Linked DNA regions of Homo sapiens: region 2 is linked to region 1. Evidence: chromatin loops called from intact Hi-C (ENCODE). Cell type or tissue: endothelial cell of umbilical vein. All regions are shown on one strand. Links, peaks and the distances in the headings refer to the core of each region. The heading gives the core; the rest is flanking DNA.

Region 1 (7,940 bases), core at 1,757-6,756:
TAACAATTATTAAGGAGATATTTGGTATTCTTTTTTCTCATACAAAGTGCTCAAAAAGCCGATGTGGACTTTATACTAACAACATATCTCAATTCAGACTGGCCACATTTTGAGTGCTCAGCGGCCACATGGAGCTAGTGGCTTTGTCATAGACGAACTTCTCCTATGGATGAAAGGCTGTTCCCTTCTTCTCTCACACGGTCCTTTCTTCCTCTCTGAGCTGAGGAAGAGAAAAGAAGAAAGGGAATATTTAATATTTACTGGGCATCAGCTACTCTTTGTTAGGTATCATAATAGGGGACTTCTCATGTTATCTCTTAGAAACCTCTTATCTTCTTGTTAATTAATTAATTTGTTTATTTATTTGAGATGAAGTCTCACTCTATCACCCAGGCTGGAGTGCAGTGGTGCAATCTCAGCTCACTGCAACCTCTGCCTCCCAGGTTCAAGTGATTCTCCTGCCTCAGCCTCCCAAGTAGCTGGGATTACAGGCATGCACCAGCACACCTGGCTAATTTTTGTATTTTTAGTAGAGACGGGGTTTCGTCATGTTGGCCAGCCTGGTCTCAAACTCCTGACCTCAAGTGATCCACCCTTCTCAGCCTCTCAAAGTGCTGGGATTACAGGCATGAGCCACAGCATCCGGCTTATCTTCCCATCTAGACCAATAGGCAAGCCATGATTCCAAATTCCATATGTTTGGCTACATCAGTGGTAAATCCCAGTAAACATTGGATCCTAGAGATCAAGGTCTTTGGGGCCTCAGTGAGGTAGAAGCAATGGAGGGCAGCCTGTTTTAGCCTTTAATCAGCAAAACTATGGTTTGGTTCCAGTAGTGTCTTGCCAGTCTCTTATGTCTGTATAAAATCACAAAGACCCAAGGAAGGCCAAAACCATGGCCTTTGACAGTTCAATGTAATTATCCTGGCAAGGATTGTGTGGCTATGAATTGTTTCCCACAGGTGGTTCTTGCATCCTGTCATACATCCGGCTATGTTTGGTTAAAATGTAAGACACTATGCATTTTATGTATAATATTAACTTTGCTTGGTGGTCACTTTCTGTAGTTTATTATGTTCTTAGCTGTTCATTATTGTTACGACCAAGTGATTCATTTATTTTTTCATGCTAGTGAGTCTTCAACAAGCCTTCCACATTTTACCTGTGTTCCATAATGGACTTCTCATTTTTCATGCAGTGATAGCCACCCTAGTTCAGAATCCTAGGGCTCTGGTGAAAACGCTCCAGGGATGGAGACATAGATAGTCAGGTGTCATTTCAGGAAGGCAAAAGCCATTTCATTGTTTAAGAGCTTTCCATTTTCCCCTTGGTTTCGCTCACTATTTTGGGTTAATGGATGCTTCTGCTAATATGCTGACCTTTTCAATCAATACATTTAGCTTCAGGCATTCTTGAAGTCAGTTCTGTATGCCGACTCTTCAGCAGCCTCTGCATTAGATTAGAACCTTCCTTCCCTCATCAATATACCAATTTTAGATGCCAATTTGCAAAGGCATTGTTTTATAAAACAATTACTTTAACCTTAGTGGCTTGAAATTTCACCAGACATTCCAAAATCTTCTAAAATTTAAAATGTCTCTATTCTTATAAAGCTACCTACAGGAAGATAATTTTTTAGGAAAACCTGGTCTGGGCTACATACCTATTCTTAAGACAAGCAAGATTCTTCATTATAGTCAAGATTGATTGACCTGTCTGTCGAACAGACTACTGTAGGATAAAGCTTTATAAATAAATGACTAGCATGGATTTTTATCTCACCACCACCTTTTATTTTAGTGTTTGAAATCATGAGTGCTAATAGTATAGTTTATCATGATAGAAGCATATTTTAGACTTCTAAGTTTTAAACCTTAAATTTTCTCAATGCACCATAAAATAGAGCAGTGTGGTTTGCATTGACTTAAGTAGAAATTGGGCATTTTTATTCTGGTGAAAAAGTGCCTGAGCTTGGAAACGGATGGTGGATATAGATCTTAGCACTACTGCTTATAGCGTGGAAGGTCTTGGATGAGCTACTTAAATTCAGAAACAATTCACTTAATCACTGAAACTAAAATTTTCACATCTGTAAAATGTTAACTTATTCTTAGCACTACATGAGAGACCTGAAGAGTGTATCTTACAGAGTATTAAAGAATTTAAATGCGAAATGTCTTTTAAAATATGCAGATTGAAACTTATTAGAACACCAGGTGGGTGGCCAGGCTTGGTGGCTCACACCTGTAATCCCAGCACTTTGGGAGGCTGAGGCAGGAGGGCTGCTTGAGGCCAGGAGTTCAAGACCAACCTGGCCAACATAGTGAGACCTCGTCTCTAAACTAAATAAATAAATAAACACCAGGTGGAAATAATGGTGGTGAATAAAGCACACTAGTTGTCATTACCACATTTCTAAGTAGGGACCAATGCAATTGCCCCTACATAGTAATACACATTACATTGCACATGTCTATTAAGTTCTTGTGTCCAGTTTCCCAGGAAATGCAAAAGATACAGGTGAGATGAGAAAGTAATGATCCTATGAAGACTTGTGAGTTTTTAAAAAACACTGAAAGGATTTGTATAAAAAACGAGAGATCCTCAAGTTTTAAAGGTTGATGGCAATATAGAGTGGGAAGAGCAAGTCTGGGCCCAGTCATGGAGACACTAGAGAACTAGGAAGACAGAATGAAGAAAGAGAGCTATTTCTTCAAGTTATTTGTAAGAAAGGAAAAGAGAAGATGTCCAGGTAGTAGGACTAGGATGAGGTAGTGAAGCAAAACTGAGTCTCTGAACTCTTATCTGACTAGGGACTTGATTTTTCCAGAAAGTGGGGTAATACTGAATGTACACTTGGATACCTATTATTCTAAGCTAGGTTTTGGGGGCTGTTATCAGCTAATATTTGTATAGTGTTTTTCACCTCACCAATCATGTCAAGTAGGCATTGCCTATCCATTTTATAAATTTTACATCCATTTTATAAATGAACAGACAATGGACTCAAAGATGGTGGTGACTTTAATGTCACTCTGGCTGAGACTGCTTGTTGCCTACCTAATATTCACTTTTCCTTACATCTTTAGTCAATGAGTCCTGATATTTTTCAGGGTGGCAGCCTAACTAAAAGAGTATATTTCCCAGCTAAGCATGGCATTATAACTGAATTCTGTCCAATATGAAAGCTATTGGGTGTCACTTCCGGAAAGACTCCTTAGAAAGGAATAGGACGTGCCTCTTCTTGCCTTACCCCTTTTACCTTCCTGTTCCCTGGAATGTAGATGTGATGGCTGCAGCCAGAGTAGCCATATTGTGACACTGAGGATGCAAACCATGTATGTATGAGAATGGTGAAGCAGATAGAAGGACTCTGACTGCCCAGTGACTTTGTTAAGGTACTACATCGGCCTGGACTGACCACCTCTGGCCCTTTTTTTTTTTTTTTTTGGAGACTGAGTCTCACTCTGTCACCCAGGAGGCTACAGTGCAGTGGCATGATCTTGGCTCACTGCAACCTCTGCCTCCAAGGTTCAAGCAATTCTCCTGCCTCAGCCTCCCGAGTAGCTGGGATTACAGGTGTGTGCCACCATGCCAGGATAATTTTTTTTTGTATTTTTAGTAGAGGCGGGGTTTCACCATGTTGGCCAGGCTGGTCTCGAACTCTTGACCTCAAGTGATCCGCCTGCCTCAGCCTTCCAAAGTCCTGGGATTACAGGTGTGAGCCACCATGCCTGGCCTCACCTCTGGACTTTTTAATAATCCCTGGAGGCTATCAGAGTTTATTAAAACACCCAGAGGTTAGGATTAGACCAAATGCAGTTGGTCTAATCATAACCAACATGGTCACATAGCTAGGACTTGTAGAGCTTGGACTGTAAGACATCTAACTTTTGCTATTTCCATTCTGGACATGCACCCAGGCAGGTCATTTAAAGACAATATTTAAGTGGAAGAATAATCAAGATGTAAAACCACTCAAATAGTTTCATAAATACTTTTTGGGGAGCATAGAAGTTACTGGTCTTATAGAAGCCCTGTTGTAGAAAACTGTTTATTGTTCAGTTCTCGCTTTAGAAGTTTAAAACACATTTAGGTTTTCTCTTCTCTCGTTTATTTCAATGACTTTCCCTCCTTATCTGACTGTTAGTCTTGTTGGAATCTGGTCATGTGGTTGCTTTGTCTGGATTGTGAGAAATATAAGAATGCGCAAAGCCAGTGTAGTCTTCTCACCCAGCCGACTAACACATGACTCATGCATTCCAGTAAAGGTGGAGCAGGCCTGGCCACCAAAACCTGACCCCTGAGTCATTTCAATCAACTGCGAATGCCCAGGCAGCTGCATGCATTTGCTGAAACATTCTTTGGAAGGCATATGCTAATCCTTTCTTCCTAGATATAAATATTAACTCATCCATGCCTGTAGCACTTGTGGTCTCTGAACCCTACTTTTGGAATGCAGTTGGGGATATCAAGTTTGCAGGCTTGAGACACTGCCAGGTGACAGTTTGCTTCATTTTTCCATGGCCTTATTTAATCCTTTATTACTTTTTTTTTTGGTAGCACATGGCATTCATTTATGCACCCCTGGATGAGCAAAGTTCTTTGGCAGTTAACCTGAGTGACAAGGCACAAATCAATGGTCACTTCTTCCTTTCACAATAGGAAATTCTTGACTTAACCCTACTAGTTTCTTTCCAGCAGGGATGCAAGAGGTTACTGAGAACAGTGTCGATAACCTTGCATGATGTGCTATTTCTTTTTTCTTTTGATTAGGCTGTTTGCCCCCTTCATCATACCCTTACAAAATCATCCTCATATTTGTGTCATTAACCCTTTAACTGATTTCAACACACTTCCAGGAAGATTCAGTGGGTGTTTCAATCTACCATTTTGCAAGAGTGTCTCTTCTTACCTATCCATAAGCATAACTAATCTTTCTTTCATATCAATCTGTACTAATAGTACATTTGTAGCTCGTGGAATCTAATAAGGATTATGTAAATTTCTGCCTATTGATTTTTTTAGGTCCTCCAAACTAGATAAAAGGAAAGACTTTTATTTTCTGATGTCCCATTTAATAATTCAGTCTTCTTTTTCTGCAACTTAAACTCCATATCTATTATAATCTCTGCTTCATATAATAGCTGTTCTCATAGATACTTCAAGATTTTTTTCAGAAGGTCAAACAAGAGCTTCCTGCAAGATATAAAGGTGAGAGAACATTTAAACAGGCATCTCCAGTCATTGATAAGTTACTTGCTTCTTTGAAAATTCCAATTATCTTTGTGTACATGTTTTAAATTGCAGACGTTGTATTGGATAGAGATATCAGATTCACTGGGAAAGAGAGTGAGGGGCTAAATTTATTTTAGCTGAGATTTCTGCCACAGGCTCTTCAAGTTGAGCACCTTCTCTCAGTGGGTAGAGAGGCTAATTTAGCTTCAAAAATGATGATTTTCACAACACAAATGCAATGTACCATGAATTTCACTAGTTTAGAAAGCTAGATATTATATACTTGTGTTTTAAGAGTTCCAAGAAAAGGAGCCATTAACCATCTTACTTTTATCAATCAAAATAATTAAATTGAAAATAAAATGAAATTTTCTGAGTAAATCAGTTGTAATAATTGCTCTGTGATTTATGAAATATGAGTGGGCTGTTGAGAAATACACTCTCTAGTTGATGGACCATATATTATGCTAGCTGTTCCTTAAGGCTGCTCTTCTGAAAGCAAATCTATTTGCTGAAAGAAGTGGACTGAAATGGGAAACAAATTGTGCACTAGAAGGCACTAGAATTATGAATGTCAGCCTGGAATGGAAAACATATATTTCAGAAACATGCTTATTGGGAGAATAGACAAAGCATGAGGTCATAGGAAGGAAGGGCAGAGATGGGGAATAAATGATTAATAAAAAGCTTCTGAATGCTCTGTGGAACAACTCCAAATCCTTTCATAGATCAGTTTTACATTGCCTTAACTTTCCAGTGGGGGCATGGGGAGGCCCATGGGCATTTTAGAAAATTATAAAGTTTGCATTCATTTTTTCACGATTAGTATTTTCCCTTATTCTTCATTGCCTCTTCCTGAACATTCTCTATGGTATTATTAGAACTCTTATTAAAAACAAAAAACCTCTTTCCAGCTCATGCCATTTCATCCCTGTCCCACCTTCTGTCTCTCCTACTGACCTCCTGGTAACTCCCCAACATTGATGGAAGACTTTTGCACCTTACTCACAGTCTTCCTTCCCACCTCAAAACATGTTGTTATCCTGGGTAGCTTCAGCATAGTAATTAGCTATATTATTTTGGGGACTACCACTGAGGCAGGAGAATAGGGCCTGAAGGCAGAGAACCTAAGGACTTCCTAGAACTAAATCAAATGGAAACACTTCAGCTGTGACAGGAAATAGCCTCTTCATTTACATAGGGCATACAATGAGTAAATGACTGATATGGTTTGGCTGGGTCCCCACCCAAATCTCAACTTGAGTTGTATCTTCCAGAATTCCCATGTGTTGTGAGAGGGACCCAGGGAAAGGTAATTGAATCATGGGGGCTCGTCTTTTCCATGCTATTCTTGGGATAGTGAATAAGTTTCAGGAGATTCATGGGTTTATCAGGGGTTTCTGCTTTTGCTTCTTCCCCATTTTTCTCTTGCCGCCGCTATGTAAGAAGTGCCTTTTGCCTCCCGTCATGATTCTGAGGCCTTCCCAGCCATGTGGAACTGTAAGTCCATTTAAACCTCTTTTTCTTCCCAGTTTTGGGTATGCCTTTATCAGCAGTGTGAAAATGAACTAATACAATGACTTCGTAACTTTACTTTATCCTCTTCATTTACATATGATGTACACCGAGTAAATAACTTTGTAACTTCACTTTAGTTTCTTCATTTACATAGGGCGTATACTAAACAACCAATGGAAACCTCTAGAGGGTATTTAAACCCCAGAAAATTCTGTAACTGGGCTCTTGAGCTGCTTGCTCAAGCTGCTCCCACCCTGTGGAGTGTGCTCTGCTTTTCAAGAAATCTCTGCTTTTGTTGCTTCATTCTTTCCTTGCTTTGTGTGTTTTGTCCAATTCTTTGTTCAAAACGCCAAGAACCTGGACACCCTCCACCAGTAACAGTCTGATATTTACCCTCCTTCTAACTTCCTTCTGAAAAACTACCTCTTCCCTGACTCGTTTCCTTACTGTAACTTGCAGCATTTATCACTGTTGTAGTCTCACATCTATTTCATGTTACTTGATTTTCTGGCTTCCCTGTTAGAGTGTCAAGTAAGCTTTATAGAGGAGGACACCATATTTGTTTTTTCACCATTTTTTCCCCAACCCTGATTACAGTGCCTGGCACATGGTGAGTGCTCAATAAATACTGATTGAATGAGTGCATCCTTCATCACAAAGCATGATGCTTATATAGAGAAGTCTTGACAATCCAGACTGATTGGGGAAAAAGCCTGTCTAATGATATAGAAAGATTAGAGTTTTAATTTTAAAATAAGCAATTTATGATTATAAACATTCAAGTACCTTCAGTGTATGACAGGTCAAGTCTTGGGCAAAATGGTGAAGCAGACATAAATCTCCCTTTTTTGTTTTCTTCACACTTTTCCTCCTCTTCAAGGACTTGGAGTCTTGTCATTTTTCTAGTCTATCAAAACCTGCAGGGTGTGACAAGAGTTGCTGAAACCTCAGTATGCACTTCACTCAGGGTCTTCCATCTTGCTTGGCCATTTCCATTTATGTCTTTCTTGTTCAGAAAGGGAAAATTTTAAGACCTGTGGAGAAGTTCATGTGGAGAAGAACTGAGGCCTCAGGCCACCAGACATGTGTAAGTCATTTTGGAAGAGCAACGGTAGCTATCTACTCTGGGTTTGTGTATTAGTCTTGTGTTTCTGATGCTTTCACGTTTTTGAGCCTTGCCGACC
Region 2 (6,250 bases), core at 1,251-6,250, 280 kb after region 1:
TGCAAGCAGAGTGGTTTTTACATTTTTAAATGGTGAAAAAAAATCAAAAGGAAAATAATATTTCATGACAAATGAAAATTAATTGAAATTAGGATTTCAGTGTCCATGAATAAAGTTTATTTGGAACATAGCCATGCCCAATTGTTTACATATTGTCTGTGGCTGCTTTTGAGCTCAAAGGGCACAGTTGAGTAGTTGTGACAGAGACCGTGTATGTGGCCTTCAAAGCCGAAAATATTTACTGGCTGACCCTTTACAGACAAAGTTTGCCAACCTCTTCTCTAATATGCAAAGGCCAGCAGAATCTGAAAGTGAACACCCAAAAGAACAATATGGAGAAACCAGAAGAGAGAAGAATGCACTCTTCTTGGTGAATCTTCCAAAGTGGCACTTGAGCCTCTCTTACACATCTGCACCGGCTCCCATGCTGTCCGGGCCACATCAGATCAAAGAAGGCAGCCCTCCTCACAAAAACCTCGCTATTCCTTCTGCTACTTGATCTGTGCAAAGCTCAGGTGTGGTTTGCCATTTGATCTGGAGGTTGGAATTAGTTCTTATTTTAGCTGATTTAGGTTACCTAGGTTACACCACAAATCAAAAATAGCTGAAATATCTGTGTAAATGAAAAACAAATGTACAGAGAGAGGGAGCAATCAATTTTCAGAAGATAGAGAAATGTTCTTTTGCATGGAGCCCCCATTGGTAATGAACTCCCTGGTGCTAAATGAAGGGAAGGAGGGAAGGGACTTTTGTGTCTCCCAGCAGGACCTCCAATCAGGCAACAGAATAGAAACTTTTCATTGATTGTAGGCCTTGGCAAAATTGAGGGTTGCCTGTTTGTACTGACACTTTGAAGTTCGATGGGTATTTTGGTAATAAACTCCCTTGTAACTTCACAGTAGTGAGATTATAATAACTTTGGGAGTTATCTCATTATATGTTTTGTGATTTTTTTTTTTGCACACTTTTTTTTTCTTCGAACTCTGATGAAAGTTTAGCTTCAAGGAATCATAAGTTCCAGAGGTTGATGAAACCAGTTATAGACCCTCACTGTTCCAAGTGGGTTCCATGAACGAGCAGCATTGGCGCCTTCTCAGAGCTTGTTAGAAATTCAGAATTTCAGCACCTCCCCCAGACTGGCTGAATCAGAATCTGTGTTTTAACAGGATTCCCAGATTGTCTGAGTATACATTAATTTTTGAGAAGCACTGGTGGAAAAAAGTGCATGAGACTTGGGGTCTTGGGGATCCAGTTCCAGATTGAACTGATGCTAAGTCACTGGTGACCTTGGGCAAATTTCTCACCATCTTTTTGCCTTGGTCATCTTCTCTTTAATGTGCGGCTAAATTCACTGTCTTAGTTCAGGCTGCTATAACAAAATACCATAGAACGGGCTTCTTAAACAACGACAACAAAAAATTATTTCTCATCGTTCGGGAGGCTGTAAGTCCAAGATCAGGGTGCCAACATGACTGGATTCTGGTGAGATCCTTCTTCAGGAGGAAAGAGGGTAAGACAACTTCCTGGGGTTTCTTTTATAAGGGCACACGTCTCATTCATGAGGTCTCTACCCTCATGACCTAATTTCCTCCCAAAGGCCCTACCTGCTAATACCATCACATTGGATGTTAGGATTTCAATATGTGAATTTGGGAGGGACATAAATATTCAGTTCATTAAAATCACCTTCCCCTACTTTTTGAACAATACTCTCGTCAAATGAGACAATAAGCATAAAACTGCTTGAAAAATTATTACCTCCACTGTGGTTGTGAGATATTAGGAATGGTAATGGCTAATATCTACAGAACCTCAACCATGAGTCTTGCTCTGTGCCGACTTCTGAAGATGAACTTTCCTTTCAGTCTCACTAAAACTCTCTGATGAGAGTAGTAACATCAGTTTTACCATACACGTGGAGAAACAGCCATTGAGAAATTAAGTGCCTCACCCAAGGTGACATATCTAGTTAGTTGTAAAACTGGAAATAGAGCCCCAAAGCCATGTCCTCATCCCCACACCATGCTGCCTCCAAAATACAATGTTGAAGAATGGCAACAAATACTGTTATTATCACAGATGCTAGTCTAAACACCACTACACAGTGAGGACAAAGGCATAACATATTTTAAATTCTTTTTTTGTACACAAAAAGGGAAGAAGAATAAACAAAGAGAAATTCCCTAGAGATGAATGGCCCAGAGAACACAAATAAACTTGAATGTGTTATCAAAATGGCAGCCAACTGGTTTCCATTGTGTTTGCCTCTAGTAGTTAAGTGTGAAACACTGACTAGCACATACAATAGGCAATGAGATTTCCCATTTTATTTCTGAGACTCATTGTATTTCTTACTTTCTACATTGAGTAGTTGAAGTCACAACGGAAGGAAAGTAAAGTCTTAAGAATAGAAAGTTACAGAGCTGACTGGAAATTTATAATTCAGTTCCAAAATGTTGGAAGTATAGAGATGTTTTGTACATATTGCAGGGTCTACTCTGATCCCTTTGGCAGCAGAAACATAAGGCTTCCAAATAGTTCTAAACAAATGTGCTTGAATTTAGAGACTTTTTGAAAACCCTGTACTTCTTGGCTTGGAGCTAATGTTTATATCTTGCTTACTTTGTGCTGGGAACTGTTCTAAGAGCTTTTCAAATATTAACTCAAATATTAACCCTTTCAACAACCCTATTCAGCAGGCAGTATTATTATTATTCTACATTATAATTTAGATTACTTGGATCATTACATAGCTGAGGATTTCACACAGAGAGGTTAGGTAACTTCCCCAAGATCATGCAGGTGGTTTATGGTAGAACTGGATTTTAAACTGAAGCAGTTGGTTCCACACTCTATGCTCTTAACTACTACCCTAGAGACCCTGCTAAGTAAACCTACCTCTCAGGGATACTTTAAAAAACAAAACAAAACAAAAACAAAAATAAAAACAAACAAACAAAAAACTTTGGTTTTAATGTGATTTTAAAATATGTGTCTAAAGTAGAAGCTGGTGGTTACATCAGTAAAACGTTGATGCTTTCTTCTAAAAAATAAAAATAAGGGACAATTTTGATAGCTTTGGAGAGTCCCTGTGATTAGAGACCATGTGGACTAAATCATTCAACCCATATTTTTCGTATTACTCTGCAGCAGTGGTTCTCAAGAGGTTTGGGGGGACGGCGCAGATTTTGCTCCACAGGGGACATTTGGCAAAGCCCGGAAACATTTTCCACTGCAGCAATTTGGGGGGTGGGGGGTGCTCCTGGCGTCCAGTAGGCCGAGGCCAGGGCTGCTGCTAAACATCCCACAATACATAAGACAGCCCACACCTAAAGAATGATCTGGCCCCAAATGTCAAAAGAGCTGAGGTCGAAAATCCCTGTCCTATGAGAATAAGAATTTAAATTCTGGTAGAATTTATCTACTAGTTAACACACTAGTACTAGTTAGGAATATACACAAGGAACACAGACTAGACGAGAGGGTGCTAGATGTTAGTGGTGACAGACCAGTGGACAAATAGTTACAAAACTATGAGGAATGTGCTGGAACAAAGACTGTGCAGGGTGCTGAGAGGTACCTGGGACGGACAGGCACAAACTCAGCCTTCTCAGTGACGCTGGGGCTGAGTATTCTAGACTGAGGCGGCTGAGTTCACCAACAGATAAGAGCCTGCAGAGCAGAGGAAAGGGCAGCCTGGGTTTGTTTTGTTTGCCGTTGTTTTATTTGGCTGCTAACTCCTAGAAATCTTTTTCGCTCTGGCTGGCCTTAGCGCCTGCCTTCTGTCTTGTCTCTAAGACTTTCCTCTTTTCATCCTTAAGGAGTCCAGTGGAAACTTTTGGAAAACCCAAGTTCAAGCTGAACCAGAATTGTGAATTTTTCAATGCAGAAGATCTCCATGGAGGGTAGAAAGACTCAGCAAACCGCGTTCAAAAGCAAATGATCTTTTAAACTTGTTCGATCCTAGATTAGGACACAGAGTATTCAGATTGCAGAAAGTGGCAGGGTGATGTGAAAGCTCTGATTTATCTGGGACCATTAAAAGCTTTAAGGGAGCAAAATAGAGCATCAAGGTAAAGAGCTAAATGGTAACAACAAGAGAAGCTTCTCCATTCCTTCCAATCAGTTTTATAAATCAAATGGATGAAAAGATTACTAAATCCTCTGGAGCTAAATGTTCTCCATTATTCTATTTGTTTTTCAGCCTCCAAAGGGGAGACGTTAAGCCAAAGGGTTTTAGAGTCTAAGCTGCAGATGGAATGTGAACAGGCATGTGACTAACCCGCCTGTCATCACAATGACCTGCTTTGGTTGTTGTTATTGTCGTAAACATGACATCCTCTTCAGCAGAAGTTTACATTTTTAGAGGGAAGTTTTGGGGTTCCAAGTTTTCTCTGAATCCTCATTTTTTACAGAAATAGAGGAGAGGTAATTTGCCACATGGGTCCCCCCAAAACCAAGGTGATCTTTCAAACCTTTATTCCCAAAGTTCAATTTCAAAGCCAGAACGGTGCAGGAGCATATACCTTTGAGGAAAGCGGGAGTTTGTTCTAATCAAATTGAATTTGTCATTTTTGTGAAACCTTGGGTTTCCCTTGTTTTAGTTACTTTTTTGAGCGTTGAAATGGAGGGGTTTGGTGATAAGGCTGGGAGAGAGAAAGAGTCATCATCCATTCATCACATTGCCCCCACTGCTGAGAGTTTTGGTCAATGTTGTTCATTTTTAGTTTGTACATACAAAGTGGCTCATGCAAATAGATTGCTGATGGAAAATAGCATCTTCTTCATGGGCAAAGGAGGCATCAAAACCATAAGCTTGAGAGTCTTTCTGCTTTTTCCTGGAATTAGTTCTGGATCCCTCAGAGAAAACAGTGGGCTACAAGGACCTACCTGTCCACTGCATATAATATATCCAGAAAACAGTTCCACAAAACAGGAATTGGTTCAGAATTTTGCATTGTGTACACTCAGATTGATGTTCTGTCTCCTTTTAATATAGGGAAAGTTTGTTCCCAACTATGAGTAAAAGTTTTTAAAATGAGATCCTTCTACTATTAGAGGGTTTTTTTTTTATATACTTTAAGTTCTAGGGTACATGTATACAACGTGCCGGTCTTTTAAAGTTCTTAGATTTTCTGGAAGTGAGGCAACATGAAGACCCACCAGATAAACATGTTTGGCATCCTATACAGAGCTGCCAATGAACTGCTCTCCTTAGCGTGGAAAAGAAGGTTGAGACTGAAGAATAATCTGAATTCTCCATGCACTCCAGCTTTCCAGGCCCAGGCTTTCCTTTCACGTTTAGATAAAACAGCTTAGGGCTCAATCACACAGGCTCTAGGAAGCCTTGCACTCATCCTAAAATTTATGAGAATTCCCAGTGGATTACTTTCCACTTTCCAGAGGTTGCCTGCCTCTTCTTGCTCCCAACTCCACCCTAGGCTCAGGTACTGTGGGTCTCCTTCCTCCTAGGTCATATCTAGGTTTCTGAACACCTCTGGAATGACCAGCTACCATTCAATTCACACAGACAGCTTTATCCTGGCTCCTCATTTTCTAAGTCCACAGAGTTCCTAAATTCTTAACTTTAGGAAGAGGGGGGAGAGGGTGACTCAAGGGTGTCTTTTATCACAGGTTGTTGCGGGAACTCAGGGACCCTGAACGGAGGGACCAGCTGAAGCCACGGCAGAAGAACATAAATTGTGAAGATTTCATGGACATTTATCACTTCCCCAATCAATATTCTTGTGATTTCCTATGCCTGTCTTTACTTTAATCTCTTAATCCCATCATCTTCATAAGCTGAGGATGTATGTCACCTCATGACCCTGTGATGATTGCATTAACTGCACAAATTGTTTAAACAATATGAAATCTGGGCACCTTGAAAAAAGAACAGGATAACAGCGATGTTCAGGGAACAAGGGAGATAACCATTAGGTCTGGCTGCCTGAGAGCCAGGCAGAACAGAGCCATATTTCTCTCCTTTCAAAAACAAATAGGAGAAATATCACTGAATTCTTTTTCTTAGGGGGAGGTCTCTGAAATGGCCGCTCTGGGAACGTCTGTCTTTTACAGTTGCTGATAAGAGTTGAAATAAGCCCCGGTCTCCCGTAGCACTCCCAGGCTTATTAGGATGAGGAAATTCCCACCTAATAAATTTTGGTCAGACCAGTTGTCTGCTCTCAAACCCTGTCTCCTGATAAGATGTTATCAATGACAATGCGTGCCCGAAACTTCATTAGCAATT

Evidence for each region. Peaks named below come from ENCODE experiments on the same cell type or tissue, not always from the same donor. Only the 100,000 strongest peaks of a DNase experiment are listed, where the experiment ranks them.
Region 2: a loop joins it to region 1, with 10 times the contacts of the local background. A loop is called at or near these places in 4 of 110 quality-filtered maps.

Annotation. Positions count from the first base shown.
Region 1 is chrX:13,394,995-13,402,934 of GRCh38, reverse strand. All of the region lies in intron 1 of LOC124905248 (a long non-coding RNA gene), which reads left to right. Among named protein-coding and RNA genes, the nearest start is that of LINC01203, 64 kb to the right of the region's middle. In endothelial cell of umbilical vein, for the core only: no CTCF peak of the experiment used is centred there; DNase peaks (open chromatin) are centred at 4,274 and 5,854; H3K27ac peaks cover 3,507 bases.
Region 2 is chrX:13,117,620-13,123,869 of GRCh38, reverse strand. No RefSeq gene overlaps it. Among named protein-coding and RNA genes, the nearest start is that of FAM9C, 76 kb to the right of the region's middle. In endothelial cell of umbilical vein, for the core only: no CTCF peak of the experiment used is centred there; a DNase peak (open chromatin) is centred at 3,709; H3K27ac peaks cover 2,162 bases.